Linked DNA regions of Homo sapiens: region 2 is linked to region 1. Evidence: chromatin loops called from intact Hi-C (ENCODE). Cell type or tissue: HCT116. All regions are shown on one strand. Links, peaks and the distances in the headings refer to the core of each region. The heading gives the core; the rest is flanking DNA. Region 1 has its middle 100 kb from the start of LINGO1-AS2. Region 2 has its middle 45 kb from the start of LINGO1-AS2.

Evidence for each region. A loop is a pair of places that touch in the nucleus more often than their neighbours do. Peaks named below come from ENCODE experiments on the same cell type or tissue, not always from the same donor. Only the 100,000 strongest peaks of a DNase experiment are listed, where the experiment ranks them.
Region 2: a loop joins it to region 1, with 2.0 times the contacts of the local background. A loop is called at or near these places in 4 of 110 quality-filtered maps.

Annotation. Positions count from the first base shown.
Region 1 is chr15:77,753,746-77,769,204 of GRCh38, reverse strand. It overlaps a transcript of LINGO1 not described here. Among named protein-coding and RNA genes, the nearest start is that of LINGO1-AS2, 100 kb to the right of the region's middle. In HCT116, for the core only: no CTCF peak of the experiment used is centred there; a DNase peak (open chromatin) is centred at 9,104.
Region 2 is chr15:77,697,404-77,712,862 of GRCh38, reverse strand. It overlaps a transcript of LINGO1 not described here. Among named protein-coding and RNA genes, the nearest start is that of LINGO1-AS2, 45 kb to the right of the region's middle. RefSeq lists an enhancer at 541-1,079. In HCT116, for the core only: no CTCF peak of the experiment used is centred there; no DNase peak of the experiment used is centred there; H3K27me3 peaks cover 2,600 bases.

The sequences.
Region 1 (15,459 bases), core at 5,015-13,014:
CAGCCAATGGGGGCTTCCCACCCTGGGCCCCACCCTGTCATGGATAGCCTCTTCTGTGGCTCTGTGGCCCTGAGCCTGGCGTGGTGCTGGCTGCGGCCAGGGTCTGGAGCAGGGAGGCCAGAGACTCAGGTAAGGGTTGCACACCAGGACCCATAAATTGTCCCTGACAGCAGTGGGAGCCATTGAAGGGTCCTGGGCAGTGGAGGCTGGGATGACAGCAGGGTTCTATGGAGGGGACAGGGCAGAAGGCCCTGCAGTGATGGGGCTGCAGTGGGCTGAGAGAAACCCCAGGCAGGGGGACCTGTGGCCACACCCCTGCTGCCCCGCAAGGCTGCAGTGCCTCATCTGCCCTGAGTGGGGGATGAATCCAGGGTGTAGATTACCCTGGTGAGTGGGCATCGATTTCCATTAAAGGGCTGGGTCGTGAATTTTTCTCTCCTGCCGTCCTCTGACAGGCCCAGGGCTTGGCTGCTGAGAGGGGCGGGGAGCAAAGGAGGGGAAGAGAGACAGAGTCGGGAGGTAGGGACAGAGTGGGGGTAGGGACACTCATAAGCCTCTCTCCCCCATATATTCCTTTCCTCCCTCCTCCAAGTCCAGGCACGCAGGTCTCTGTCACTGTCCCAACCTGCCCACCAGTGTCCCTGTGAGTAAACCAGGGCTCCCCTGTCACAGACCTGGTTCTCTTCCTTCATGGCTCTCCTCACAATGTGTATTTGTTGCTTTATTTGCTTAATGTGAGGACAGAGGCTGTGGCTGGCTGCCTTTTTTGTAGTCTTGTCCCCAGTGCCTGGGACGCAGGAGGCACTCGAAAAATATTTGTTACATGAAAAATAGAAAGAAAAGTTCAGGAGGCCTCTGGCGGGGGCAGACTCCCACCTTCAGGAGGCGCTAATCAGGGAGGAGGAAGCTGAGGGCCTCCTGTCTGCCCGGGGACCCTGCATCTGGCCCTTTATGAGAAGGGAGGGGAGGGGCCCAGGTGTTCCCTGGAAACCCCACAGGGGTGGAGGCAGGGGTTGCTGGGAGGCTGGGGTCCTGGTGGGTGGGTGTACACAGGACAGTGAACATTTGCAGGTTAGGGCAGGAAAGCAGGTGTTTAGGAGCCCGGGGTGGCCCCACAGAGGGGAGGGGAGGCCACTGTGTTGCTTTGTCACAAACCCACAGTCTTCTGTCCTTCCCTGGGCCATTTGCTACTCCTCTGGAGCAACCTCTTCCAACAATTTTTGTGGATTGTTTGAGTGTTTACTTCCCTACGTCTAAATAACTGGCTTATTTGCTGCTTTTTGGTTTTCCTTTTTCAGGCATTAACTATTGACTTTTACTGTGTAAGCTGAGGATTTAGCTTCCACCCCACTCACCCACATTTTTGATTGGCTGAGCTATGTAATGTACTCTGATTACTTTTCCTTTCTTCACAACTCGGTTTTCCCTGGAGTTAATGACTGTCTTTTTAGTGGGGGTGGAGAGAGGCTTTTTGAAAATCACTAATTCGGTTCCCAACTTTCCCCAGTTGAGTACAACTCCTCTCAACATAATACATGAAAGCCTCTACCAATGTTACCTTCTTGAAGAAATTCTCTCCCTGAGCCTCTGTGCTGCTCTGATTTGGTTTATTTTGACATCCTCTGTGCAGCAGACATGCAGGATCTCCATCTCCATGACCCTGGGGATTCCTGTCACCACTCTTGCATTGACCCTCTTGCTCCCTGGACCCCACGTCTTCCTCTTGGTTTACACTCCCATTTTGTGAAGCACACCCTCTAATAGCTTCCAGAAAAGTTGCCTGGGAGGTACATTTTTGAGACCTTGCATATCTGGAAACTTCTTCATTCTTTCCTGAATCCTGACAGTCTGACTGGGTGTAGAATTCCGAATGGAGATCTTTTTTCCCCCAGAATTTTAAAGGAGCCCCTCTCTCTAAAGTCATTGCTTACAGTGCTGGTGTTAAGAAATCACAGTTGCTCTGAGATTTGATTCTTTGCAAGCTACTGGGAATTTTTATTTTCTGGAAGCTTCTAGAACCTTCTCTTTCTCCCTGTGTTCTGATAATTCACTATGTGCTCTCTGTCTTGATGAGGGTCAAATTGGAAATCCATGTTTTTTGCTCTGGAAAAGTTTTTGAATTGCTCCTTTCATGTTTCCTAACCTCTGTGTTTTTCTCTTCTCATTTTCTGGAACCCCAGTTAACCAGATGTTGTGCTTCCTGGAGGGAACTCTGGCTCCCTTATCTTTTCCCTCCTTTACACTTTTTTAAAAAATCTTCTCCTCTTTCTGGGAAATCTCAATTTTATCAATCTGTCCTTCCAATGGATTTTTTTTTAAAAATTCTGCTTTATCAATATTACATTTCAAAGCTTCTTTCTTATTTGGTGAATATTCTTGTATTGGTCCATTCTCACACTGCTATGAAGAAATATCTGAGACTGGGTAATTTGTAAAGGAAAGAGGTTTAATTGACTCATAGTTCTGCATTGCTGGGACGGCCTCAGGAAACTACAATCATGGCGGAAGTCAACCTTCTTCCCAAGGCAGCAGGACAGAGTGAGTGCAAGCAGGGGAAATGCCAGATGCTTATAAAACCATCAGATCTCATGAGAACGCACTCACTTCACGAGAATGAAGGGGGAGCCATCCTCATGATCCAATTACCTCTACCTGGCCCTGCCTTTGACACGTGGGGATTATGGGGATTACAATTCGAGGTGAGATTTTGGTGGGAACACAGAGCCAAATCATATCAATTCTCTTTAAAATGTATTGCAATCAGTTCTTATTCATGGATACCATATTTTGAGTTTTTTTTGCGGAAAATGATAGGTTTTTTTTTTTTTGAGTTCCTTCTGTCTGCATTGCCCATTTCTTTTCTTTTCTCTCTCTCTCTGTTTGTGTGTTTTTTTTTTTTTTTTTTTTGAGACAGGGTCTCCTTCTGTTACCCAGGCTAGAGTGCAGTGGTGCAGTCATGGCTCATTCTAGCCTCTATCTCCCAAGCTGAGGCGATCCTCCTGCCTCAGCCTCTGGAGTAGCTGGGACTACAGGTGCATGCCACCATGCCTGGCTGACCCAGCCACTTGTTTTTTTCACATTGCACTTTTGTTTCTGTTTGCTTCCCTGTTTGGAACTCTGTCTTTCATATTAGAGATTCCCTCAGTTAATTCCCTTAGCAAACATTTATTGAGTACCACCTATGTGCCAGCTCCATTCTCTAGCCCTGAACAAATGGTCAGAAGTCCCTGAGCTGGTGGAGCTGACATCCAAATGCTTGACGATGTTCAGTGGGTTGTTTCTATTTAGGAGTGGGGTGCTAAAGGCTGGTGTCCCTTGTGCAGGGGTGGGCCTGTCAACCATGGCTGCCCCATGGCTGATCTTCCTGGGCCAGTTCACAGGGAAGCCCCAATGGCAGCATCTCCTAGAAGGACTCTGATTCTTCTGGAGCGAGTGGGAGAGGAAGGCTGGGATCTGGACCTGAAATTCAGCGTACAAACTCAACTACTCCTTCAGTTTTCAGTATGGGTCCCCACTCTCCACCCAGGCTGGGTGGGCTGGGTGCCTTCCAGGCCAGAGACCCTCAGTTTGATCCTCCCCACTGGAAAAAACTCACTACCAGTCTTCCCTGGGCAGAGGTAGAGAAGGAGCTCCTTGGGGTCTGTCTGCTTCTCATACAGACTTCCAAGCAGTCTTTCATTCCTGTGTCTAGGGGTGCCTGGTGCTACCAGTTCCTGAGCTTGGATTCTACCAGTTAATAGGAGAGGGGCTTAGGACTCTGCTTTCACAGTTCTGGTTTTTTTTTTTTTTTGAGACACAGTCTCGCTCTGTTGCCCAGGCTGGAGTGCAGTGGCACGGTCTCGGCTCATTGCAGTCTCGACCTCCTGGGTTCAAGCGATTCTCATGTCTCAGCCTCCAGAGTAACTGGGATTACAAGTGTGCACCGCCGCAGCTGGCTAATTTTTGTATTTTTAGTAGAGACGGGGTTTCACCATGTTGGCCAGGCTGGTCTCCAACTCCTGACCTCAAGTGATCTGCACCCCTCGGCCTCCCAAAGTGCTGGGATTACAGGCATGAGCCACCATGCCAGGCCTGCTTTCCCAGTTCTGCCAGACAAATCACCGTTCATCCATCTGCTCTCCAACTTTCAAAACCATGTTGCTGTTTCCTCTTCTTTCATTCTTGGTCCTTGTGGATTTATGCACAGAAAAGATTCTTCACTGTTGTGATGGGGTTTTGGAAGGAAGTGGAGGTAAATGCAATGCATGCCTTCAATCTGCCGTGGTTCATCTGCACATCCACATGGACCTCCTTTCCTGCTGGTGGATATCTGCAGCATTCCTCCTTTTCATTCTTACAAACATGGCTGCTGTGAGCATTGTGGACATTCCCCTTGTGCATGTGGGAGACTCTTGGAGTGGAACTGCTCTGTGGTAGGATACATGTATCTTCAGCTTCACAAGATAAGGTCAAATCGTTCCCCCCAGTGCTTGCATCACCTTCCATGGCCAACAGCAACGTATGAGTAGTTGGTGTTGCTCCAGCGATGCTTGGCACTCTCTGGCTTTTTAGCTGTCCACCAACTTAATGAGTGAAGGATTGTGGCATTTCTCGGAACTCTGCTGAGCTTCAGCAAGCCTTCTCATGTGTTTACTGGCCCTTCAGCGCTCCTCTTCTGCCAGTTGCCTGTTCCTATTCTTTGCCTTTTAAAAAAAGTGGGTGATTTGTCTTTTTCTTATTGATTTGCAGAATTCTTTATATAGCCTGGAAACAGTTTTTTTGTCAGCTATCTATGCTGCAGGTATATTCTTCTGGTCCATCTGTGGCTTGTCTTTTCCCGTTGTAATGTCTTTTGTTGAACGGATGATTTAAATGGTAACAAAGTCAACTTTCTCACCTTTATGGCTTATGCTTTTTATTACTTGTTGGGGATGAGCATTTTTAAGGCTCTTGATGTATATGGCTAAATTATCACTGAGAAAAGTTGTCCTAATTTGCCCTTGGAAGGGGCAGAGAGATGACAGGCATCCCAGGTGCACATATGGTGGGCATGAACGCAGACGGAGTGGGGATCAGGAGTGGGATAATTAATGAATAACTAAAATGCATACAGTGCACAAGGCTTCAAAGTGCTGTGGGGGAAAATGCGTTACTTGATCCTTGACACCCTCCTAAAAGGCCCCTTTCTTTGTTCTCCTTTGGAGAACTGAGGCCTCCCGCCATGGTCACAGGTGACTTTGATTCAAGCTCAGCTCCAGCCGAGGTGTCTGGGCTGAGAGTTGAGGAGACTTGGGGGAGGGTGGTTAATTAGTGTCCAGGGGAAGGGGGGATGAGCGGCCACCTTTTCCCATGGCAGAAGCCCTGTGTTTTTGCTGGCAATGGGGTGTTTGTGCTGCCTGGGGAAGTGGGAGGGGCTTTGGGATCACAGAGCCCTGGGTGCTGCCTCTTAACAGCTCCGGACCCTCAGGCAGGCTCTGGACCTCTCTGAGCCTGTCTCCTCCTGGATAGAAAGGGCATGATGCAGATGCAGCCCTGGGGGAGCTGGAGGGCTGAGTTAGATAATGCAGGTAAGAGTTCCTAAAGCCAGAAAGGTGCTCTCAGGTGGAAGATTTGTTCCCTGAGGAGAGCTATGGGGGAAGGGTGGGCACCTGGGAGAATGGCAGAGCAGTGGGGCTGCATGGGGACATATTCGAGGGTCAGTCAGTGGGGGGTGGGCAAAGCCTGCAGTGGTGGTAGAGGGGATCCAGTGCCTTTCATTTCCTTGTAAAAGGTCCTTTTTGAGAAACTGACTTGGTCCAGTGACTGGGGAGAGGGGATGGGTGAGGGCTGGGGGAGGTACTGGGTCCCCAGAGTCAGGGGGCCATCCCCATCCCCAACCCCTTCTCACTTATATCCCTGTCCCTCCTCCTCTCCAGGCCCCAGGCTGGCCTTCTACCTCCTGGCACACCCAGGCCTGAGGGGTTAATTTTGAGGCGCCTGAGCAAGCCTGGCGTGGCAGTATGTAAATCCATACACTTTCATAAACTGCTTAATTAGGCGAATGTTAATGAGACGTTAATTACTGTTGTGCCCGCCGATCCCACAGAAACGGGGATTATGTTTCTCTTCAAACATCCCGTCTTAATTATAACTTGTGCTTAATTCTGCATCTTCCACCAGCCGGGCGAGGGCGGGGTGGGCACCTCCCTTTCTCGGCAGTTCTCTGATGGCTCCTCATTTTTGGTCTTCCATTTGTTCCTCAGACATCTGGTAAGCACCTACTACGTGCCAGGCACAGTCCTGGAGCTGGTGCTGGGGTGACAGAGGGCAATCAGCCTCAGTCCCTTAGGGAGCTCCCTGCCCTGTAGGGAGGTAGGTTTGTAAGTATGTATTGCAGCAAAAGCCCTGGGGCAGGGAAGAGGTGTGGGGGGCTGCTTGGCAGGCACGGGTGGTCCCAAAGAGGAAGTGGTTTGTCTCTCGGGTGGTGGGTCAGGGAAGGCTTCATGGAGGAGGTGATCTGTGGACTGAGTGTTGAAAGTGGAAAAGTATTCACCAGATAGATAGGAGGCTGAGAGTTTGGGTGGAGGGTGGTCCCGCTTGGCCAAAGACCTGGTGTTCAAAGCCTCGACCCCTGTGTGCTTTCCCTCTCTAATCCAGATCTCTTAGCCTTGAAGCCCAGGAATTTAGGGGGCTCCTCAGAGAGCCTTGGCTCTGCCCAGGGCCACCAAGTGGCCTTGGGCAGGTATCTGCTCCTCTTAGGGCCTCACTCCATCTTACTCTGAGGGCCTGGCTAGGAATTGAATTGGGTCTTTGGTCTCAATCCAGGGAAGAAGGTGGTCAGGATAGGCTTCCTGGAGGAGGCCTCTCCACGGCCTGCTCCTCTGGAGCTATGAGACTCTGTATTTTGCTCTTGCATTTGAGTCTCTGAGCGTAGCAAACACATGTGCTTGGTGTGTACCATGGCCCCACCCTCCAGACCTGACCACCATAGCCAGGAGCCTGAAAGACTGGCCTGCACACACTGTCCTCATGCCACAGTTTCTACCCACGCCTCGGTCCACTGTGCCTTCCCCCAGCAAGGACTGCTTAATGCTGCCTCTGCCTCTCCTTGTTCTCTTTCACCCTCAAGTACCAGGAAGCCTCAGGCTGTTCTGGCTGCAGCCAAACCTGCCAGGGTGAATTAAGGGCCGAATCATCAAACTCTAGGCCTCAAAAGACCCAAGAGGTCATAAAGCCCCATTTTAGAGATGGGAGACATGGGGTCAGAAAGGGTCAGGGCCTGGCGTGGAGTTGCACATCACATCCCGGCCTCACTCCATCACTCATGTCCACTCCACAGATGGGAATACTGAGGCTCAAAGAGGCTATATGCCAGGGATGGAGACTCCAGGGGCTGGGCATGTGACAGGGCCTCAATGAGCTCCTTTGGGTCATCTCTTCTGATGCCATTCCCCTGGAGAGGAGAGCCTTGCAGAGAGGCTACAGACACCTAGTGAGGGGACTCCACTCCATGTCCCTGAAGCTGAGAAGCTGCCTTGGCTCCCCAGCCCTTGGGGCCTTTTCTTCTGCAACTCCTGTCAGAATCTCTCCTTTGAGCACTTAGTTATGGTGGGAGATGAGTTACCTGGAATGTCCTGTGCCTGACTTGGACCAGATTAATGGCATTTGTAGTCTAGACATCTTAACTCAAAGGAGCACAGTCACGGAGAAAAAAGCCCTTTAGCCCATTACGTGTATTTGAACAATTACAACTCAGCCCTTTAAACTGGTTGTTATGTCCCCAAATATGAAAATAAAGAATGCCTGTCCCAACTTCTGCGCCATCAGCAAGACTGTGAGGACAGCCTTTGCTTGCTTGCAAGTGGTCCTGTGCCTGTGGACTGGGCTGCTGTGGCCTTGTTCCTCACAATTTGCATTGTGTTCACAATTTGGTGGTGGGTCCCTGTATTGCCCCACCCAATGCACTGGAGCAAATTTTTGGTTTAATAGAAAGATGTGAATTAAAAATGGATACTTGGGCCAGGTGCAGTGGCTCACACCTGTAATCCCAGCACTTTGGGAGGCAGGTGGATCACTTGAGCTCAGCAGTTCGAGACCAGCTTGGGCAGCATGGCAAAACCCCATCTCTACTAAAAATACAAAAAAAAAAAAAATTAGCCAGGCATGGTGGCACGCACCTGTAGTCTCAGCTTCTTGGGAGGCTGAGGCGAAAGAATCACCTGATTCTGGGAGGCAAAGGTTGCAGTGAGCTGAGGTCATGCCACTGCACTCCAGCCTGGGTGACAGAGTGAGACCTTGTCTCCAAAAAAAAAAAAAAAAAAAAAAAAAAAGATACTTATTAACAATCACAACAAAATAAAGCTTTTTAGCAAATTTCTGTGGTTTCTGTTTCTGGCCATATTCCCAGTTTGGGCCCAGTGGTGAGTCCTATTACCCTCACCTCCTTTCCCAGCACCCAGGATGTACTCACTTATTCCTCCTCCTGTGTCCCAGTTCCTCCAGCCCCAGGCAGGACATAGGGGGAGATTTAGATATTTGGAACCTCAGAACTGGAGGCTGGCTCCCAGTGAGCAGCTAGCCTATGGGTCTCAAACTCAGATGCCCCAGGGGCCAGGCAAAGGGGCTGGAAATGAGCAAAGCAGGTTGATAAGGACCGTGGATAACTGGAGGGCCACCCATCAGCCCCAGCGGATTGCTCCCATGTGGAAATAAATGCAGGCCCTGTGTGGCCAGATTCAACTTTTCCAAGAGAAACCAGAAATCCAGATTCCTATGTAATTTGCAAAAGTTGGCAACTGATTCTAATCTTTTAAAAAACCACTGAGCAGGCCAAACAAAACATTCTGCTGCTCAGTTCGTAACCCCTGTTGCTGGTTCAGCCCCTGCATTTGCAGACAGGGACTGAAGCCTGGTGGGGCTGGGGGACGGGAGCCTGGACACCCTTAGTGGCTGGGCTCACTCCAGAGGCCCCCTGGTCTCCCACCTCCTTGAGCCTCTCCATATTCAGCCTGGGCTGTTAGATGTTCCCCTCCCCTCCCTACCCCAACCCCGGCAGGCACCCTGCTACCTTCACCACGGAGGAGAGAGTCATCAGGTGTGTGGAATGACAACCAGAAACACGGCTGCTGCAGGGAAACAGGCATGAGTCATTGCCGCGCTGTCTTTTAAGGAGGAAAAAAAAGCCGCCTCCTTAGAATCGTCACCCAGGCCCACTGTGAGAGGCGGTGAGTGGGGCTCTGAGACCTGGCAGTTTATTTCCGGGCCACATCCCCTCCCTCCGGGGTGGGCCCTGGCTGGCACCAGGTGAGCAGTAGTGCCCTGGTTATAGGTGTGGTTCAGGTGCCAGGCTCCCCACGGCCGTGGCCAGGGCAGAGCGCTCAGCATGTTTGTTCACTTATGACTTTAAAAAATAACACAGGGACTCTTTTATTAAAACAGCTGTATTACCAATCAACATGTTTTAATAGGACACTCAATTAGAGCAAGATTTACAGAGAGGTAGACGCCCCCATGTAAACTGGCACCTTTCTCCCCAGTCGCCGGCTCCAGTGCGTCACTGTCTAATGTGGTCTCCTTTCTCAGCTGGGCATGAGACAAATACTTCTTTCAGCTCCCCTGCACTTCTGAAGTTAGGGGAAGGGGCATCGAGGTGAAGGTGACGCTTGCTGAGCACCTATGGTGTGCTGGGCACTGGTCCTGGTGCTTCGATATACAACCTCACTTACTGTTGACAGCCACCCTGTGATGTCAGTGTAATTGGCTCCATTTTTTCAGGTGGGGAAACTGAGAGAAACTTGCCCACAGCTTGCTGCCTCAGGCCCACTTGGACCGAGTTGCCTCTGGCAGTTGGGGAGTTAGCAGGCGTTGCGGGCCCCTGGCCTCCCTCCCAGCTGCCCTCCAGCCTTCAATCTGGGCAGAGCTTTCCAGTCCACACCGCTCCTCCATGCCAGTTCACTCTCAGGCCCAAGGGTGCTGAGGGGCCACAGGGGGCTTGTAACCTCAAGCCAGAGGCCAGTGAAGGAAGGGGAAGCAATGTGCAAGGTAGTGTGTGGGTATGCATGTGCGTGTGCATGGGTGGCTGCACACACATGGGCATTTAATCTGCGTAGGTCACATGCCCATCCCCTGTGTGCCTGCTACTTACTTGCCAGCCCTGCTGTTAAGTGCTTTCCAGGTCTTCAGAGAAAGCCCTGATTTTACTCCTTACTCAGGGAGGGTGGGGTGGTTTGGTCTCAGGTGCTCTCTCTGTTAGGGGCCTTGTGGGCTCCCTATGGGCTGAGTGGAGTGGACCCCACTCTGGAACACCTCAGACAGGCCCAGGCTGAAGTGGGGATAGCACTGGGGAGATTCAGGACCTCACCCAACTATTTTCCTCCCCCCGCTTCTGACCGCCCCCTCCTCGACAATGGTGATCCTCTCATTGCCACAGTTCTTCCTCTGTGCCAAGCATGGTGTGAGGGGCTTTTCATAGATGGTGGCCCCATCTGATCCCCCCAAAACCCCCATATAGGAGGCAGTCTCATTGTTTTTCAGATGAGGAAACTGAGGCACAGAGAGGGTAAGCAGCTTGCCAATGTCACAGAGTAAATGGGAAAGCAGGGATTTGAGTCCAGGCATCTCATTCCAGAGAATGTGCTCATCAAGAATACGAGGCTTGGCTGTCCTCCTGGCCCAAACTCAAGCCTGGCCTCCTCCATGAAGCACACCCTGACTGCCCCTGCTGGCTCTGAACTGCCCCAGGTACAGCTGTCTCTCTCTTCCAGGGTGGCTGTCTTGGCCATTCTCCTCTCAGAGCTTGCAGATGGGCCACAGGGTAGAGGAAATACCCAAGAAAGGTCAAGTGAGTTGGCTTTGGAAGCTGGAAAGGAAACGGAGGCCTGCAGATGGGGAGCGCCCGCCTTGGGGTGCACAGTCAGTGAGGGGTGAAGCCGGACTCTCAACCTCCAGTCCAGTGCTCTTTCTTCTGTACCTACTTGTTGCATTGATTTTATTTCAGAGACAGGCCCAGATGCATGGTGGGAGAGAGACCAGAGGGGAGCCTGGCTAAGACCCCTTTTCCTTTCCTTTGCCTCTAACCCTCGAACCATGCAGGCTTGCACATTTTCAACCTCCCTCCCATCCTTCACCTTCCCACCATTAAAACAAAAATTGGGAGGCGAGGGAGGGGCGAGCTGTTGACTTAAATGTTTAAATTAGCCTCACTTTGCTGAAAGCTGGGTGTCAGGATAAATCCATTCCTACAGTGTCATATATTTTTCCTGAGTGGGAAGTTGGTGAATAAATGAGTGTTCTTCATATATTATTATGGCCTGACACAGCCGAGGCAGGGAAAGGCGGCCCACGGTGATTAACGAGCAGGTCTGGGCTAATGAGCCGGAGGTTGGGCTCCTTATGGGGGGCCTATGCCTGGCGCCTGGGCCAGGGCTGGGGACTGAGCCCCTGTTCTGGGGCATTCCAGCCAGCCCTTGCTTAAGCTAGGAGGCCTATGGTGCCTTGCTTTCTCCTCCTCCTCTTCCATCTGTCCCTTAGGACAACTCCCTGCCCCTGCTGGCTCTCTTTGCCCTGTCCCCGCACCCAGTCTCCTCTTATCTGGGGACTTGAAATGACATCTTTCTGGCTCACGGTCCATGGAGGGAATAGAACCCTGCAAGGAAAATACCATGAGACCATGACATCTACGTGGTATTAATATTTTTAGATTAAAAGACACCTTGACTTGGTCTTCACAGTATCCCCATCGACCAATGAAGGAACTGAGGCAGGAAAATGGAAAGGAATCCCTGTGAGCCTGTGGGGGCCCAGCCTCCACCTCTGTGGTGTTCCCACAGCCACCTCAGTATTTCTGTGGCTGAGTGGACCACCCCCCATATGATGCTGGAGTCAAACCCTGTGCATGGTCAGTGCCTGACAAGCCCAGCCTTGGCCACTCTTGTTCTGGGGGCTCAGATTCTCTGTCCTGTCAGACCAGAGCCTGGGCCCCTGCGGCAGACTGCCCAAGAAAACCCATCTCAAAGATATCAAAGTCTCAAATGTCAAACCAAGATGATCCCTGAGGAGCCAGAGAGGCCTCCTAGAGGAGGTGGCCCTTGAATCAGGGACACTGACACTGGTGGGGAGGGGAAGGCAGGGTGGCTTGGCCAAGGAGTGGGGCAGTAGGGCCTCCAGCATCTAACCTTGCCCAAAGACTGTGGGATCCTTCCCAGGCTTGGGCTTCATTTCCTATTGCCCCTCTGCCTCTCCCAGACTGTAGGGGCTGAAGGTATGGGTGGGGAAACCTGCACAGCAGAGGTGGGGGCCCCTCCCCAAGGCTGAGCTCCAAGGTGTCCCTGAGGGATGAGTGTGTGAACATGGATGAGTCTGTGTGCGAGGTGGTGCACGTTGGCATTGGGGGGCGGTGGAGTATCAGGGTGTATATACGTGGGGACATTCAGTGCCCTCTAGGGAGGCAGAGTGGGTGGCATGGTGGTTCAGGGTCATTCCCCTGAGCACGTTCTCCTAAAGTGACACCTTTGCAATTGTCTTTCAAGTTAGCATGTTGATGTTCTTAACACTGCGATGAAAATGTGCAGAAGTAATTGAAAGCCAGACAGTTAGACGCCAGATGCGGGAAAATGGTCACGTTCACTTCCTCACCAACCAGGGCTGCTGAGCCTGGGCTCCCAGCCCCGGCTTGGCCCTCCCTTGATGGTATGTATGTGTATGTTTATGGTACCTTGTGTGCAGGAATGTGTGTGTGTGTGTGTGTGTGTGTGTGTGTGTGTCTGTCTGTCTGTCATTGTATGTCAGTGTATTGTGAAACCATGTATAAACACATTTGTGAGTGTGTGTCATTGTGTGTGTTGTGTGTATGTCTGAGAATGCATGCTTGATTGTGTCATTCCTCTGTGTGTGGACATGTTTTTGACTGTGGGTGTCAAAATGTCCGAGCTTTTTTGGGCCCAGTCTTCCTTGTGGACCTTAATGAGAGTTATGGGCTCCATAACTGTAAAGCATTGTCCACATGTGATGGGTCAGTTGCTGCGATCACAGGAGGAGGGATGCAGAGATCAGGACCCTGCAGTGAAGAAAGTGGGCTGGATGGGGCAGGGTCTAGCCTGGGCCTGCCTGGCCCTTCTGCGTGTACCTGGGCCCATGCCCTCCCTGTTGCTGAGGCTCTCTAGCCTCTCCAGCCCTGCCTTAGCCTGGCCTCAACACCCTGCCACCCCCCTACTTCCCACCAGCAAGCCTTTGCTGAGCCACACTGTCCAGACAGGATGGGGAGGAGACCCTGCTCCCACCGAGGAGTCAGGATGAGGAAGAACTTTGGAGCAGTTAAATGTTAAACCACATTGGGCTGGATCAGCCTTTGGAAGATTGAAGGGGAATTTAGCTTTGCTGGCGGGAGGAAGGAGGAAACATCAAGGGCAGATGTGTGGCATCGGGAAGGAGGTGGGAGTGTGGGGGAGACAGGGAGGCAGCCAGGTGGGGTGGGGCCACTGACAAAGGCACAGAGCTGGAGAGGTGGCTGCAGAATGCCCAGCACATAGTAGGTGCCCAGGAAATATCTGAAATGCAGGTGGGGGTCCGGTTATGGAGTTTTCCTTGTGACCTTGGGAAGGTGTTAACCAGAAGGTATAACTGTAACATAAACAATGATAGCAACTCTATTTCCTAAGCCCCTACAGTGCAGGCAGCACTGTGCCTGCCACCCTACACACATTATCCCAGTGTATTATTTCATTTTACAGATAAAGAAATGCGGGGTCAGGGAGGTAGTGGCCTGCTCAGCGTGACAGCACAAATCAATGTTGGTCCTAGGATTCAATTCCAGGTCTGACGCCAAAGCCTGTGCTGCTTCCCCTCCATGCTTCAGTTTCCTCATTTCTACCATGAGGGCCTGGAAGAGAGGACTTCATATTTAGCTTGCTTTGGGGCTGGAGCCTGTTGACCCCAGAGTTCCCTCTTTTGAGTAAGACTCTGTGCCTGGCCTGGGGAGCTTCCTCCTTCCCCATCAGATCCCTGGGGTCACCTCCCTTCCCCTAGGCCAGCATGGGGCCAGGCCTGGGATGGGCAGGAGCAGAGTACCAAGAGCCTTTTGGAGGGAGGGGTGTTGCTGTGCTCCTGAAGCGAACTGAGTGGGGACCTGGCTGTGCTCCAGTCTGGTCCTAGTAGGAGGGCCTTGGCCTCAAGGGAGTTGTGCATCCATCTGTGGCTTGGTCTCCTTCCCTACAGACGTGGCTGGCAGAGGGAGAGGCCATACCTTTTGTGTGCACAGCCCCCAGATAAGTCAAAAAGTGTCTTACCTGCATGGCCTGCCTCAAGCTTCACAACAGCGTTGGGAGCTGGAGACCACCAGGCCCCATCTTATAGGCAAAGACATTGAGTTTCGTGGAAGCCTGTGAATTTCCCAGGGTCCTCAGTGACTGAGGGCAGAGCTGGGCTAGGCCATCTTCTGCCTACCGGACCTACCCTCACCGTGGCCCTCTGATAGGCCAGGCCAAGGACGCTGCACTGTGGGGCACAAAGGGCAGCCCTGACTTCTGAGGAGGTTGCCAGAGGCAGGGCCTAGGGCTGGAGGGGCCACTCTGCAGGCTCTTCCTTCTCAGAGCCCCACCCCCAGAACCCCCAGCACAGCCTAGGCTGGGACTGCCACCCACTGCGCACTCCAGAGGCAGCTGTGCTGAGTTGGGTGGAGCGTCCTGTCGCCCTGTCCCTGGGAGGCGGGTGTGCCTAATGAATTAATTAATGTTGGCAAAGCACTTGGAGAACTTGGGCTGAAAGGTGCTCAATACATGCAAATCAGAGTGATTGTTATTATCCATAATTATGGAGTTTCTGCCGGAGAAATTATTCAGAAGCGGACGGTGGCTGGGCCAGCACAGGGCCCTGCCAAGATCTGCTTCTCAAGAATGGGGGAATCTGTCTTCCTTCCCTCCCTTCCACTCTTCCCTTCCTCCCTTCCTTCCTTCTCCCCTCCCTCCCTTCCCTCCACACTTCTTGCCATCCCCTTCCCCCCTCACTCCCTCCCTTCCTCCTTTCCTCTTTTCCTTCCCTTCTTCCCTCTTTTCCATCCTCTTGCTCCTGCTCCCTCCCTCTCCCTTCTGCCCCACTCTTTCCCTTCCTCCTTTTCCCTTTTCCCCCTTTCCTTCCCCCTTGCCTTTCTGCTCTTCCTTTCCCCCATCCCTGCTCCCACTCTCTCTCCCAGCTCTGGGCCTGTTTCCTGCTTTTCCACAGCAAATGCCTTCTTTGTCTTCTCTGTCATGAAGACAGGCACCTGGCAAGGTTTGGAGAAGGAAGAGACTGGGCAGTAGCTTCTCACTCACTGGAAGTGGGAAGGATCCAGAAGCTGAGCCTCACTTTTTTCCTCTGTTAAATGGGTGCATAAGGGGTTCCCTGCCTCTTTGGGTGAGTGGCAATGCCCAGGAGGGCACTTTCTGTGTTGCAAACTTCACGCCTGTAAGGCTCTGCCATACGTTGTTTAGATAAACATCGTGTGTGTGTTTGTGTGTGCACACTTGGTGT
Region 2 (15,459 bases), core at 4,541-12,540, 56 kb after region 1:
GGTTCAGAGTCCAAGTGGAGCCATTAACCTTTAACAGCAGCGAGACCCCTCATCAGGCAGGAAGGGGGGTGCAGGCCGAAGCTGGTGGGCTTCTAGAATGTGCAGGGGCAGAGGACTGGGGTTCATATTTGCTGGCTTCTGCTTCCCCAGTGAAAACAAAGTGAGGTCTCAGTGGAGAGTGATGGGTCACATGGAGGAAGGGAGGCAGGAGGAGAGTGGAGGTGGGGCCACTGCCAGGTTGGAGAGTGGGGAGGTGAGGTGGCCGGTGGCTGGAGCTGGGACTGCTGGGCAGTGCTGGAATTGCTGCAGGTTTGGGATTCAAGCTCACAGAGGGCACAGCCTCCACGGTGGGGTCATTTCTCTAGCTGTATTTGGCCTCCCAGCTATAAGTGCCAAGATGTTGGTTGGATTCATCCAGGTTGGGGTTTTATGAAAGTACTGCTTAGGGGGAGGGGGGCAAGATATTTGAGCATCCATTATGCTGATGGACCATGGAACTCAAGCTCACCAAGGGCAGTGAGGGCGGAAGGGCAGTGATGGAAGGTGAGGTGCGAAGGTCTCGGTGCAGTGAGGATTGTAAGGAGAGGAGCTGGAGGGCCAGCTGGGAGGTTTGACCAGGAGCCATGGTGGTGACAGGGCCAGGGTGTGGCCTGGGATAGAGGCTGCAGGGAATGGCAGCTGAAGGTGACTGGAAGCAGGCAGTAGGGGCACCCCCAGCATGGGGAAGTCACCTAGAAGGATGCAAGGGTTGAGGTGCAGGGCAGGACAGACAGGAGCCCTCTGTGGGTGAGGGGAAGTGGCCAGGAAGTTCGAAGGCAGAGGGAGGCACAGCCACCTCTTAGGTCCCACAGGGACAGAACCACTGTAGATGGGAGGAATCTGGACCTGAGGTCTAGAAGAGCCCCGAGGAGCAGGGAGCACATCAGCCTGCCCTGGCCGAGCAGAAATCATCTGCAGAATGTCGCTGTGTGCCCCCCCCTCAGAGGAGAGAACAGAGGCCTAGAGAGGGTAAGCACGTTTCAGAAGGAACAAGCTCCGCTGAAGCGTTCAGAGGGTCTGCTTGAAAGTCAGTGGTGTGGTGGAGGCTGGATTCCAGAGCCGCCTGTTGCCTAGGTTTCAGTACTGCCTCCTCCAACTTTTCTGGGCCTTTCTTCATTTGTGAAATAGAGCAGAATGACAGTACATACTCCCAAGGTGGATGTGAGGATTGAGTTTTAATGCACGCATCCTGTGAATCCTCGGGCTAACCCTGTTTACAGATAGGGAACCTGAGGCTTAGAGAGAGGAATTGACTTGTCCAAGCCTCAGTGTTCCTCAGCCTCCCTGTCTTTGCCCCAGGGCTGCCATCTTTACCAACACTCATTCAGCAGCCTCATGAAGGAAGCAGGATGCAGGCCTCAGGCCTACTTGGAAGTTGGGGAAACAGGGCAGGAAGGTGTCTTCTCTCCCTGTGGCCCCCAGAGTGTCAAAGGAGGATGGAATCTTCGTTATCGGCCAGTCTTCAATGTCGGGGACACAGAGGTGACACAGGCACCATGCCTCTCTTTAAGCCACAGTCTCATAGGGGAGACAGGACAAAATAATAAGCAAATATAGTAATGTTAAACAGTGGAACATAGGGCAAGAAGCAATTGTTCAAGGAAACAGGGATTTGGGGCTGAAATTCTTGGGGAAGAAGAGAAAGATCCAGGGACTGTGGTGGCAAAGGAGGAGCAAGGGTTGAGCTGGGTTTTGAAGGGAGGTGCGAGTTTAATGAAATGGATCAGAGAGGGGACATTCTGGAGGGGAAGAAGGGAGGGCTCTGGGTGAGCAAAGGCTCAGAGAGGGGGCTGGGGAAGAAGGTGCCCCACTGGAACAGAAGAGGCAGAAAGCAAGGCCGTGCGGGCTGCCTCCTGCAGACGTCTCAATCTTCTCCCAAGAATGGTGAACCAGAGGCCCCTGAGGCCTGTGAACAGATGCCAACAGCGGGAAATTGGCCAGTGGATCCTCCATGGCCTGGCACCATCAAAGCTGCCAAGAGCAGAGAGGCCCTGCAATCTGGGGGCCTGGCGGCCCGGCACGGTTGGCCAGCTTGCTGTGTGACCTTGAGCAAGCATGCTCTGCTAAATGGGGCTACCCCAGCCGCCCCGTCCTCCCTCGCAGGTGGGCTGTGTGAGGTGTTCCAGCTCTGTGAAGTCTTCTTCAGCGAAACAAAAGCCAGCACCGCGGCAAAGTGAAGGAATGGAGGTGAAGGCTTTTAGCTCCCTGGCAGAGACGCCCAGCAGAAATCCAAGGCATGTCAGAAAACGGAGTTTCTGGAGAACCTTTGATTTAGAGAACAAGGTTTTGGCATCAAACTGCGATCAGAGAACAGAGGCAGCCTGCCACACCGTGAAACTGAGCTCTGTAAACCTCATTAATCTGATGTCTCTATGTTCAAAGCGGTTCTTAATTAGGAGCCGAGACTCTCTACCAGCTGGGTGGCCCATTGTTCCTGCTGGACAAGTCCCACCAGGTGACTTCAAAGCCCATTCCTCACGTCCCTCTGCCGCTCAGCGCCAATTAACCAGCATTTAGAGCTGGGCCGCCTGGGCTGGCAAGCTTGGCCATGCTCCTGCTTCATTTGGTGTCGGAGCTGAGGGGCCTCCATGAAGTTCTCCAGCAATGCAGGCAGACACGTGAAGGGTGGAGCTGAGTGCCGGGTGTTGGTGGGGGTGAGGGACAGCCCACGGCAGCCCCTGCCCCCCTGGGGTTCCAGAGGCCTGGAAGGAGCAGGAGAAGCCATAGGAGCTGCAGCTTCCCTCGGCCACCCTCTCTTCTCCCTTCCTCCTCCACGGGGACTCCTCTTCTCTGCTCCAACTCCCCTGTGCCCTTCTCAGACCCACCCTTTTGCCATCTCTTTCCATCCTCCTGAGGAGGGTCTGGGATGCCCAGTCAGAAGCCAAACTAGGTCTGGGGACACCGTGTGGGGTCTCACTGGGTGGTCTGATATGCACGGACTCAGTCCCTGATATGTTGGCTCCCACCTTCCCTGTGTTTACCCCTGCCCTTCACTGTACCAGGGCCTTGTACACCGTAGGTGCTCATCAAGGGACTGCCAGCTAGTGTAGCTTCTCCATAAGCCAAGTCATGTCTGAGAAGCTTGTGGCTCCATCAGGACAGGCACATCAAAGCAGTGGGCCTGCAGCGCCACTGGAAAGCTTCAGGAGAGAGTTGGGAAAGACCTTTCAGCAGTGATGCCACTTTCAGTCTGGAACAGCCGGGTGCAGGAAGGCTGGGTTTTTCTCTGCCTTCCAGGACGTTGAACCACAGTTGAATCTAGAGACAGAGAAGGCACAAAAGGAAGACCCAGGGCAGTGAGCCTGAACCAGCCCCAAACTGGCGGTCAGGATGCTGGGATTCCAGGCCTGCCGCTGTCCCTGACTGGCCACTTTGTGCTCTTGAGCAGGTTCTTGGCCTCAGTTTCCAAATCGGTGGGACGGGAATGATGACCCTGTCTGTATGGCTCCCTGCATACAGTGAGGTCAAATGGAAGACTAACTGAACCTGCCTTGGGAGCTGTCCAGAGTACTGGGGGCACTGGGGATGCTCCAGCTTTGCTCGCACACCTCTGGAGATGGGAGGCTCACCCCATTTTAAGGCCATTTTCCATGGCCAGATAGTTGCAGTTGTTAGAACAATTATTGTATTAGTTTTTTAGAGCTCCCGTAACAAATTACTATAAACCTGGTGGTTTAAAACAATAGAAATTACTCTCTCACAGCTCTGGAGACTGGAAGTCTGAGATCAAGGTGCAGGGCCGTGCTCTCTCTCAGGGCTCTAGGAGAGGATATTCCTGGCCTCTTCTGGCTCCTGGTGTTGCTGGCATTCCTTGGCTTGAAGATGCATCACTCCAGCCTCTGCCTCCATCTTCATGTGGCCTCCTCCCCTGAGTGTGTCTACGTCCAAGTTGACCTCTTTGTTGTTTTTGTTGAGACAGTCTCGCTCTGTCACCCAGGGTGGAGTGCAGTGGTACGATCTCTGCTCACTGCAACCTCCGCCTCCTGGGTTCAAGCAATTCTTCTGCCTTGAACCCAGTAATCTCCCGAGTAGCTGGGATTACAGGTGCCCACCACCACATCTGGCTAATTTTTGTATTGGAGACGGTTTCACCATGTTGGCCAGGCTGGTCTCGAACTCTTGACCTCAGGTGATCTGCCTGCCTTGGCCTCCCAAAGTCCCAAAGTGCTGGGATTACAGGCATGAGCCACCGCGCCCGGCCAAGTTGACTTCTTGTATAAGAACATCAGTCGTTGGATCAGGACCCACCCTATTCCAGTATGACCTCCTTGTAACTAATTACCTCTGCAAAGACCCTATTTCCAAATAAGGTCACATTCTGAGGTTCCAGATGGACATGAATTTGGGGGGACACTATTCAACCTAGTACCTTCGTTTTCCTTCTGGGCCCAGACTTCCACCCTGTGGCTTCACCCCTGTGGGTTTTCCCTTGCTCCTGACCAGCCCCAGCTCCATCAGTTTCCTCTGCCCCAACAGGGTTCCAGCCTCCCGATTCCCCACTCTGCTCTTCAGGGCACACTGGGCTGCTGGTGTCACAGAAACTTTTCTGGTAAAGTGTCTGTCCTCCTTCCCAGGGCTTGCCATCCACCCTCCTGCTCTTCTTGCCTTTTATATGTGGAAACTCGTCGCTTCACTCCAGGACTCAGCCTGGGTCCCAACAATTACCAGCTTCCTTGATGTCTAACACTATAAACCCATTCACCTCATTATAGGAAATTTCTTTTGAATGTCCTTTAAAAACCATCTCATTACACAGGAAGAACTGTAATTACCTTGTGCAAGACAGAAATTCTGGGCAAGCTGGTGCCTGGTGCCTGTCAAAACTGTGGGACAGGGTTCCCCGCTGGCTGGTTTGGCCATAGGAGAGAGCTCTTTCTTTCTCTCATCTCATCCTTTCCAGCCCCTTTTCTTCTGGGACCCGTGGTCACCCATGTCTCTGTTGGTGGCCCTAGAAGGTCAAGACCTCCCACAGAGAATAGAACCACCTTGGATTGGTGCCTGTGCTCCTGCCTGGCATCCTGGCAAACCCTGATGGTCAGAGCCTTCCCCAGGGGTTCTCAAGGGCTGCCCAGCCTCTTCCTGAGTCTGCCCTCCTGGAGGCTGCTGGAGCTTGCCCAGTGGTTGCAGAACGTCACAGCTGGGTGGGACTCTGGAGGCCAATAGGTTCAGCCTCCTGCCCTCAGCCACTTGTCCAGTCCTTTTGCCCAGCAGCCTCTGGGGAACCGTAGCCCTTCCTGGGACCAGGGTTTTTCCCTGACCTGTTTAGGGGATTTTCTTGATGTCTGGCTAAAATCCCTGGTGCCCCAGTTCTGACCTGATTTTAAGCTCCATCTCTTGCTGGCGGTGCCACCTTGGGCAAGCCATGTGGCCATTCTGAGCTGTTTTCTCATCTGCAGAATGGTTGGGATCATTTGTGCTTCAAGAGTCATGGTGAGTAGGGTCTGTGGCCACAGGCCTCAGGTGCCCATCATTGGGCATGTAGCAGGAAGTGAACCTACATTGCTTCTACTTTCCAGGGGAGCTTGACCGTGGAGACCCTTTTCTTTCTCCTCTCTGCCTAATGTGGGGTGGAGCAGACTTCCATTTGGACTTCTCCTCCTCCTCCCCACCATTTCTCCCTCTTTCTTCTCCCTCTCTCTCTCCTGGAGCATCAGAAGACATGGCACATCCTGTTCCCCTCCAGCATCCCTGCCTGCAGCCTGCAGCCTGCCACCTGCTGAGGCAATTTGTTTCGAGAACACCCAGCTGCTGGCATGGTCTCAGTAGTTGCAGGTCCTTCTCTGCTCAGTCCCTAGCTGTACTGTCTTCTACAGGGAATCCGTGTGGCATCCTGGCACAGCCACAGCCATGGGCATTGCCCACGGAGGCAGAACCATGCCTACCCATGTGTCTCTCCTGCCAGCATCTCCTCTGGGACTCTGGCTATAGCTTCTGGATCTGGCTGGGGAAGCAGAGAGGGTAGAGTCTCTGGTCTGCTCCTCAGCAGGGATTCCTGCTTCTTGAGGACCTGCTATGTTCTGGGCTCTGTGCTAGGGGCTAGGCATACAGTGAGCAAGGCAGCCATGGCCCCTTTCCGAGTGAGGCTCACAGTTCTTCTTGGGGTCAGGATGGGCTTCTGGCATACTGAGACTGGGCAGTCTGGGAGGGCTTCTCTGAGGAGGCGTCTTATCCCATTATCAGATGGATAAGAAGGAGCTGTGTGCAAGGAGCAGGAAGAGCATTCCATGTCCTGGAGAACCTTGGTGTGTTCAGGAGCTGGAAGGAAACTTGTGGGGTAACAGGAAGAGAACCAGAGGAGGTGGGGCTGGGTAGGTGGTCAGGGCTGGGTCAGACAGAGCCTGAGGCCAATAGTGAGGAGGGTGGGTGGGTTTTGGTCTAAGAGAAAGAGGAAGTTGCTGGAGGGTTTTAAGCAGGGAAGGGACCTAATCTAACTTAGGGTTCAACAGTGCTGCCCTGGCTGCTGGATGAAGAGCAGAGGGACACAGGGACACAGAAGAGTAAGGTGGGCCACTCCAGGGGGTCTGGCAGGCCGTGGTGGGCCTGGCCCAGGACAGGTGCCGGGTTGGGTGGGGATATCACAGGGAGGCGAGGTTTCTGGTTTGGGCAGCTGGGTTGATGGTGGAGATGTTTGCTGAGGCAGGAGCCCTGGAGAAGGAGTGGTTTGGGGACGAGGAACGATGAGGTGTTTATGGGACATCAAGGGGAGATGGTGAGGATATCAGGATCTTAGTTGTGACAACAATGGGATTTATATGTTATTATCCCCATCTTACAGACAAGGGATCCAAAGCTTAGAAAGGTAAAGTGCGGCCCACCCCGGGCCACACAGCTGGCAGCACTCCAAGCCAGGGTGGGACCCAGAGCTGTTGGCCCCCATCTCAGCTTGCATTTGAGAAGAGCAGTGCTTTGCCCCACAGGGTGAATGACTGGTGGGATTTCAGGCATCAGTGGGCCCCTCACCTCCATTGTGACCGTGGTGGTCTTCACCTGGGGCTGTGTCTGGAGTCAGTGGCTGACTCTCCCCTAGGACACACAGCCCAGAAGGCCTCAGCCACCCTGCAAGCCTGGGAACAGCTCAGCCCCTTGGCACCATTGTGCCTGAGAGGATCCAGAATATCCCGTTGTTCAGCCTGAGAAGAAGTAAAAAATTAGCTCCAAGTCAGGGCTTTCCGAGCGTGGCAGTGCCCAGGACAGGGTGGCTCCCCGAGGCTTTGCCAGCCCCTGCCACCTCACCTTCTTGGTCTTGGGAGGGTGCTTGGCACTTGCCTGTCCCCACCACAGGGGCCCTCCTCTGCCAGCTGGGCGGTGGGGGCACTGAGAGGAGGGAAACCCCTAGGCAGCCAGAGGACTGGGTAGAAAGAGCCCTGGACCAGGACGGGAGCCCTGGGGCCACCACGCACCTCCCAGTGACCTCAGTGTCTCCCCTTGGACAGTGAGCCCCGGGAACGAGTGAGGCATAGCACCCTTTCCTTCCGGCATTCCAGGAATCCCACCTTCCTATCTTCTGAGGTGGGAGCCAAGGAGCATCTCCAGGGCTTGGGTTGTGGAGTTGTGGTCAGGGAATAAAACTGGTCGGGGAACCTGGAAAGCAAGGTCCAGGGTGCTGGAAGTGGACTGGTGTGTGTGTGTGTGTGTGTGTGTGTGTGTGTCATGGCAGGGGGAGGGGGGTATCTTCAGGCAGAGGCCAGTGGCATGAGGGAAGGTGTGGGGAGGGTGTGGACTGGGAACAAGAAGGATGGGCCCACAGGTTCCCCGTGCCCCTGCCAGGGATGAGCCGGCTTATATGACAGAAGATTAACCCAGCAACTTCTCCACAAGGAGATGGGAGCCTGGCCACCCTCCCTAGGGCCTAGACCATGACACTGGTCTCTGGTGCAAACTGGGCATGGTGGCTGGTGACTGTCAGGGCTATGTGCAACCAGGGTCAGGATTTACACTGTGGGGCCAGAGACAGGGTTCAGGGTGGGACCAGGGCTCAGTGTGTGCACAGTCAGGGCTCAGTATGTATGCAGGGTCAGAACACAGTCTATGACTGGTGTTAGGGCTTGCACTGTGTGACCATTGCTTAATGTGTCAAGGGTTAGAGTGTGTGACCAGGGTCGGGGCTCAGGGTATGACCAGGGTCCGAGCCCAGTCTGTGACTAGGCTCGGGGCTCAGTGTCTGACCAGGGTCAGGGCCCAGTGTGTGGCCAGGGTCAGAGCTCAGCTTGTGACCAGGGTCGGGGTTCAGTGTCTGACCAGGGTCAGAGCTCAGTGTGTGACCAGGGTTGGGGCTCAGTGTGTGGCCAGGGTTGGGGCTCAGCGTGTGATCAGTGTCAGGACTCAGTCTGTGACCAGGGTCAGAGCTCAGTGTCTGACCAGAGTCGGGACTCAGTGTCTGACCAGGGTCGGGATTCAGTGTGTGGCCAGGGTTGGGGTTCAATCTGTGATCAGGGTCGGGGTTCAGTATGTGACCAGCGTCGGGGCTTAATGTGTGGCCATGGTTGGAGCTCAGCATAGTGCTCTATGTGTAGCCTCAGGGGCAGATTGGAGGCCCTGCCTCATCCACACTCCCTCTGAGCTCTCTGCTTGTCTCTCCCATGGGGCCTGTTAGTCAAGTGCTCAAGACTGATGCCACCTCTCTGAGCCCTGATGAGCAGAAGCTTGAATGGTCGTAGCTTCTGCAGATCCTTCAGAACTTGCCATGTGTGAGGCACCCTGTGGACTGATGGTGGGTATTATTGCCCTCATCTTACAGGATGATGAGGAAACTGGAACTCAAAAGATAAAGTGTCTTTCTGAGGTCACAGCTAGTTAAGTGGGAGAGCCCGGACTCAAACTCCTTGTCCCTTTATTCCTTTTCAGGGTCCCTCAGCATTTCTCCCTGGGGTAGAGGGACCTTTGGCAGAGCTCTCTTCCTATGGGTCCCCCATAGAATCTTCTTCCTCTTTCTGCCTAGACTGGGGACTGTGAGTTCAGCCTTACTTAAGCCAAAACTTCCTAGGAAGGCCAACTAGGCCTGAGGATGGACAAGGAGACCTTCCTGCAAGGTCTGAGGCATGCAGGCAGGTCCTGTCACCAGCAGCTGGGGACTGGGCATAGCCTGTCTGTAGGGTCCCATAAACCCCAAGGATCGGGCTTCTCTGTTAGAGATTAAAGGAATGTGTCAGCCCCATTGGAGGCATTTTGAGCATTGTGGTCCTGGATTTTGGAGCTCTGGAGGGTCCTTCCCAGCATCCCTGACATCACCCCACAAGCATTTCTTCCTTTGCTTCCAGGAAGTGGTGGGAAGATTGCCACCCCTCCTGCTGTAGGCCTGGACACCTTATGTTGCAGATGAGGTTCAGAGAAGGGAAAGACACTTGTTCCAAGACACAAAGTGTGTTAGTAGTGGAGGGGCCCAGAACCCTACCTCCCACTGCCAATATTCCTAGGTGTTCCCTCCTCCTGGCTCAAAACCCTCGTAGGAACTGAAAACCCACGAGGACACGAAACAATCACGTTCTAAGAGTGGGACTCTAGGCACTATACCAGCTGTTCTCTTGGGCCTTCCTGACATTTCTCAGTTACAAGAATCCCCCCATTTGTGAGTCATTTGGAAAATTTCATGGGGGAACTGGTCCAGAATTTAAGTGAAGTTCCAGGAGGAAGGGACTCAGGGAGAGTTGGAAGGAGGCCCCTGCTGACATGAAGAAGGAGTAGCCCCTTGCCGTGGCTTATCTGCGAGCCTGCGAGATGGACAGAGCAGTTTGCTTCACAGCTGGGGGATCTGAAGCTCAGTAAGGCAAAGCAATGTGCTCAGCAGTTCCCAGCTCAGTTCTCATTCACATCTGCCTGGTCCAAAGCCAGTGGGTTCTCTCCAGTCCCCTCTGTGTGGCCGGACTGTGTCACAGAAAGAAGGAAAGAGACTGTTGCCTGCCCTCCAGGAGCTGCTGGGAGAATGAGATTTAAGTCAGAAGAAGTATTAGGGAGCAAGAGCTGCATTGTTGAAGTCTCAGTGCTGTATGGCACAGAACACAGCCATGCCGCTGAAGCTGCTGGGAAAAGCTGGGTGGAGTTTAGATAGGATCAGGGATTGGGAAGAGCAAGCTTAGCCATTGGTGTGTGTGTGTGTAGCCCAGGCAGACTGGAGGTAGTCAGGTAGTCAGGAAGGCAGCTGTCCGGGGTGCTGAACCAAACCACCACCATGGGGCCGGTCTGCAACTCTTTCTGGCCACTTTGGTCTGAGCCTCAGTTTCCTTACCTAGAGAATTAGAATACTGATACCTGCATCACGGTCTCATTGAGAGGGTGCAGGAAGGCCATGGCATGTTGTGCTGAGCATGCAGCCTGTGTTTTGTTGAGGCTTTCCAAATGGGAACACCAACTGAAGGAGGCAAAGCCTCCTCCCCAGGCCCCTGGGGTGGAGGGTGGGGTCATCTGTGATACCTGACCCCAGGCACATGATCCCTCAGGAATGGCAGGTGCTGTAACAGGGTCAGCACTTCCCCTTGGCATGGGGAGAGGCAGCTTGTCTGGAGCCTTTCCACCCGCCTGATGCAGGTGTCCCCCAGCCTGTAGGCCTGGACACTTCATGTTGCAGACAGGATGACTAGGAACCAGAGAGGGCAAGACACTTGAGCCAAGAAACAGTGTGTTAGTGGAGGATGGGGTAGAGCCCCACAGCCCTACCATCCACTGCCAATATTCCTAGTTGTTGCCTCTCCCAGGTGCAAAAGCCTTGGGGGAACTAAACACCTTGGAGCACCCAAAGGAATGAAGCTCTAGTGTGGGCCTTCAGGCACCATCTGTGACACCTGTTCTCTTGGGCCTCCCTGACACCCTCTACTAGCCTCAGCCCCCAGGTGGCTTGGGTCCTAGCTCTCAGCTGGGCCTTCATCTCTCTTAAACCACACCCCCAAACTCCTGGCCCCATGCAAGCTCTCTTAGTCCGTTTGTGTGTTACTCTAAAGGAATACCTGAGGCTGAGTAATTTATAAAGAAAAGGAGTATGTTTGGGTCATGGTTCTGCAGGCCGTACAAGCATGGTGCTGGCATCTGCATCAGGGGAGGGGGCCTCAGGGAGCTTCCACTCGTGCCAGAGAGCAAAGGGGAGCTGGCATCGCATGACAAGAGAAAGGAAGTGAGGGAGCCATGGGTGGAGGGAGGTGCCAGGCTCTTTTTAACAATCAGTTCTCATGGGAACTAATAGAGTGAGAACTTGTTACTCGTTAGAGGGCGAGAAGGGCACCAAGCCATTCATAAATGATCTGCCCCTATGACCCAAACATCTTCCACCAGGCCCCACCTCCAACACAGGAGGTCACATTTCAGCATGCTATTTGGAGGCGACAGACACCCAAACTATATCACAAGCCTTCTCAGGCCTCTTGATCAACTTGGGGCCTCCGGGGTTCCCACCCCGCCAGGGAGGTGGGATGCTTTGGGGCAGGAATTTGGTGGGTATAGAGCTGCTGGAAGCCAAAGAAGAGACCTCTCTCACTCTCCTTTGCCTCTTTTCTCCTCATCTCCTCAGGCTGCCAGACCACCTTGGCCCTGGGCTTGGGATGACCTGCAGCCACTGAGAGGAGAGCCAGGAAGGGTTCCCCCAAAAAGACCCCCCAGGCCTGTTGGTTATGTTTGAGATGCACCCAATTCCTGTGTCATTCACCTTTCAGCCTTTGGCATCTCCTTGTCCTTTAGAACCAGACAGTGCTAAGTGTGCATCCCAGCTCTGTCATTTCCCCTGACCTTGGGCAAGGGACATATGCCTCAGAGCCTCAGTTTCTTCATTTGTCAAGTGGGAATAAGAACACCTATCCCACAGTGTGTGGTTTCAGTGTAGGAGTGCACATAGCAGGGGACACTGCCGCTTTCCTCCTGCCCCTGGTCCCTCTTCCATGGTGATGCTGGCCTCCCACCCACTCCTGCCTGTTTAGACCAAGAGCTGAAGCCTGGTCCGTGGGTGAGGTTGTCCTGTGGAAGACAGGAAGGGAGAGGCTGCGGGTAGCAGGCCGCACATAGCACCAGTGTTTTTAACACTGTGAGGGGACCAAGCTGAGCTGCTGCAGCCATCTGCAACCCCTGACCTTGCTGGCTCTGGCTTGGTTCTGGAAGATTCCCTCCCCTACCCGCCCCTGCTCACCCAGGTTTAGCAGGAGCAGCTACTTGCAGTGATGTGAAAAACACTTGGAGTAATACAACTCGGAGACTTTGACCACTGGTAACACCGACCCCACCTACCACCCCGCCTGCAGCTGGCCCAAGGCTCGGGCCCCAGTCACCTCCTCCACCAGCCAGTCCAGCCAAACTAAGAGTTAGGAGGGTCAGGTTTGGCTTCAGCTCTGCCTCCATTTGTCTGAGTACTCACACAGAGCCTGGCACAGGGTATGTGCCCGAAACGCTTTAACTATTAGTAGTGGTAGTAGTAAGAGTTGTTGTCATCATAGTAGAGAAATCCCATTTCACAGAGGGGCTAGGTGAGGCCCACACAGTTGAAAAGCTGCCACCTCTGTGAAATCTTCCCAGCTCTGCCCCTTCTCCCAGAGTAGGCAACTTCTTTTGACTTTTTTCAGTTTCTCTGCAATGCTCTTATTAGGGGAGAGCTTGGTAGACAGTGGGATAGATTCCAAGGTAGGGAGAGGTGTGTTGGGGGGAGGAGCTCTCAGGGCTGAAGGTGCCCTGAGGAGGCCGGGAGCAGGTTTGATGGGCAGGAGGCCAATCTGCCAAGGGACCCTCTACCTGGGAGTGCCCTGCCCTCAGCCCTCCCCTCTGCTGGTTCCCCAGCCACCTCCTGAAACCCTGAGAATGCTAACGTGTGTGGTGACAGCAGGGCCTCTACCATCCCTGTTACTTTGGCCTCTGCTGACTCCTTCCTTGCACCCTGAGGCATCTGTCAAGTCCTCCTTCCTCTCAGCCCCTTCCCTACTGGGTCCAATGGGCAGAATTCTGACCTGATCACATTGCTAACAGCTGGTTAGCAGGTAAACTTAGCCCATAAAGTTAATTGAGCACTTAGTGTGTTTGAGACACTGGGGATGCTGAGGACTGGGCTGTAAGGGGCCCTGCCACCAGGGAGGTAGAGGGGGGGAATGATGGTTAGTATGTGCTTACTGTGTGCAGGTGATGGTTAGTATGTGCTTATTGTGTGTGGGAATGATGGTTAGTATGTGCTTACTGTGTGCAGATGATGGTTAGTATGTGCTTACTGTATGCAGATGATGGTTAGTATGTGTTTAGTTTGTGCAGATGATGGTTAGTATGTGTTTACTGTGTGCGGGGATGGTTAGTATGTGCTTTACTGTGTGCAGGGATGGTTAGTATGCACTTACTGTGTGTGGGGATAATAGTATGTGCTTATTGTGTGTGGAGATGATGGTTAGTATGTGCTTACTGTGTGCAGGTGGTGGTTAGTATGTGTTTACTATGTGGGGATGGTTTGTATGCACTTACTGTGTGTGGGGATGATGGTTAGTATGTGCTTATTGTGTGCTGATGATGGTTAGTATGCACTTACTGTGTGCGGGGGATGATGGTTAGTATGTATTTACTGTGTGTAGGGATGACGGTTAGTATGCACTTACTGTGTGCAGGGTCTGGGCTCGTGCTTTCCTGACCATCGGTGAGGTTGGAGCCACCCCAGTTTGCTAATGAAGAGAGTGGGGCCCAGGGAAACGAGGGGACTACCAAGGTCCTCAGCAGCGAATGCTAATGTTGGGGGTAGATAGGGCTGGACTTGGGGGAAATGGAGAGGAGGAGTTGACCAGCAGCTCCTGTCGTGGCAGCGTGAGTGAGCTCAGGAGGCAGTCAGGCTGCCCTTGGCCTTTCCTGACACATCCCTGGACCCTTAGGAGCCACCTCTGAGGAAGGTCTTCCTTCTCTCGGCTCCGTAGCCTCCTATTGAGCACAGAGCAGCCTAAGGCCACTGCACGGGGCACCCACTAGGGCAGTCCAGGGGCCTGCTCTTGTCCGCAGGGACTCAGGGACTCTGCCTGCACGTCTCCCCTCTCACTGCAGGCACTTTCAAAAAGGCAGCCCTGCTCCCGATCCTCCTGCTGTGCCCACCCGACCCTTCTCACCCTCTGGCCCTGCCCACAGTCCGCTGGGCCTAATGGCCCTGCCATTCCTGATCTCTGTCCCCTCACCCTTTCCAGCCTCCAGCCCATGAAGGTCAGCCTCTCCCAGCGACTGTGCCTCCTTCCACCCCACTATGTCTCTCTGGTTTCCCATTCCCGCCTTGGAGGAAGAGGTGCTTCTCCTCCAGACTGAGGCTCATCCCTGCCCCGGAGGACCATGAGCCAGCCCCACTGTCAGGCATTCCCTTTCCACAGCTCCTGCCTGGTGTGTGACCCCGCCCCTTCCCCAACTACACGGGGCATCGGGGTTCCCAAACCAGTAGTAGGTCCTGGTCACTCCTGTAGAACTTGGGCAGCGTCTGTGAGTCTTAGTTTTTCCTTCTGTTGGGTGGGCCAGAATGGTGCCTGGAACGTAGTAGGCACTCAACACATGCTTGTTGAATTAATGAACTAAGTAAGCAGTGAATTCCTGGCCTGGCTGCCTCACCTGAGTGTTGTGCAGATCAAAGTAACTAATGGATTTTTTACAGAGTTAAAGATGCTGTTTGGACAGAAGGCGTGGGGGATGCTCAGTGGGACGCTGGCACTGTGGATTGTAACTGCCGTCCTCACTTTGCAGTTTCTGCCTCCCAGAACCCTCCCTCATCCGCCCTCCTCTATATTGCTGTACCCCACCTCTCCCCTGGCCACTGCCTCATTCCTAACTCACTTCCTCCTGTCCTTCCGCCTGCCTGAAATCCATCCTCCCCCAGGTGGCGGCTGCAATGATCTTTCTGAAGCACGAATCCAGACTCTGGGTACTCCCCACTTAGAACTTCAAGCTCCTGCTGGCTCCTAGGATGAGAGCTCCATCCCTCTTGGTGCCTACTAGGCCCTGCCTGAAGGAGGGGGCTTTCTCCCTCTCCAGACACTGGGCCTTGTCACTGGTGCAGTCTGCGGTGCCCTTCCCCACTGCTTCCAAGCCCAACTCGTTTTCCTTTAATACCCCTTCAAAGATCCTTTCATCCCGGAAGCCTTTCCCAAACCGCAGCCCTGGATCAGATGCCCACTACCCTGTTTCCACAGCCCCTCAGGCTCCCGCTTTCACACAGCACCCGAGTTGTCATCTCTCACCTTCCTGTGCTCCACCCCACACCCTGCTCAGGGTGTTTGTACCCTTAATTCACAGAAAGCATTAGAGGGCATTTGCTGAATGAATGAGTGAATGAATGAGTGAATGAATGAGTGAACTGGCAGCTCCCCCAGGCTGTGGGAACTCTGGGCTGGACCTTTGGGCCTACTGAGGGGAGTGGGTAACACAGCATGCCTCTGACCTGTCCTGGAGTTGGCCTCCTTTCTGTGTGTCCTACTGGGCTCTAGGCGTCTTACCCTGGAATTGTCCCCACCC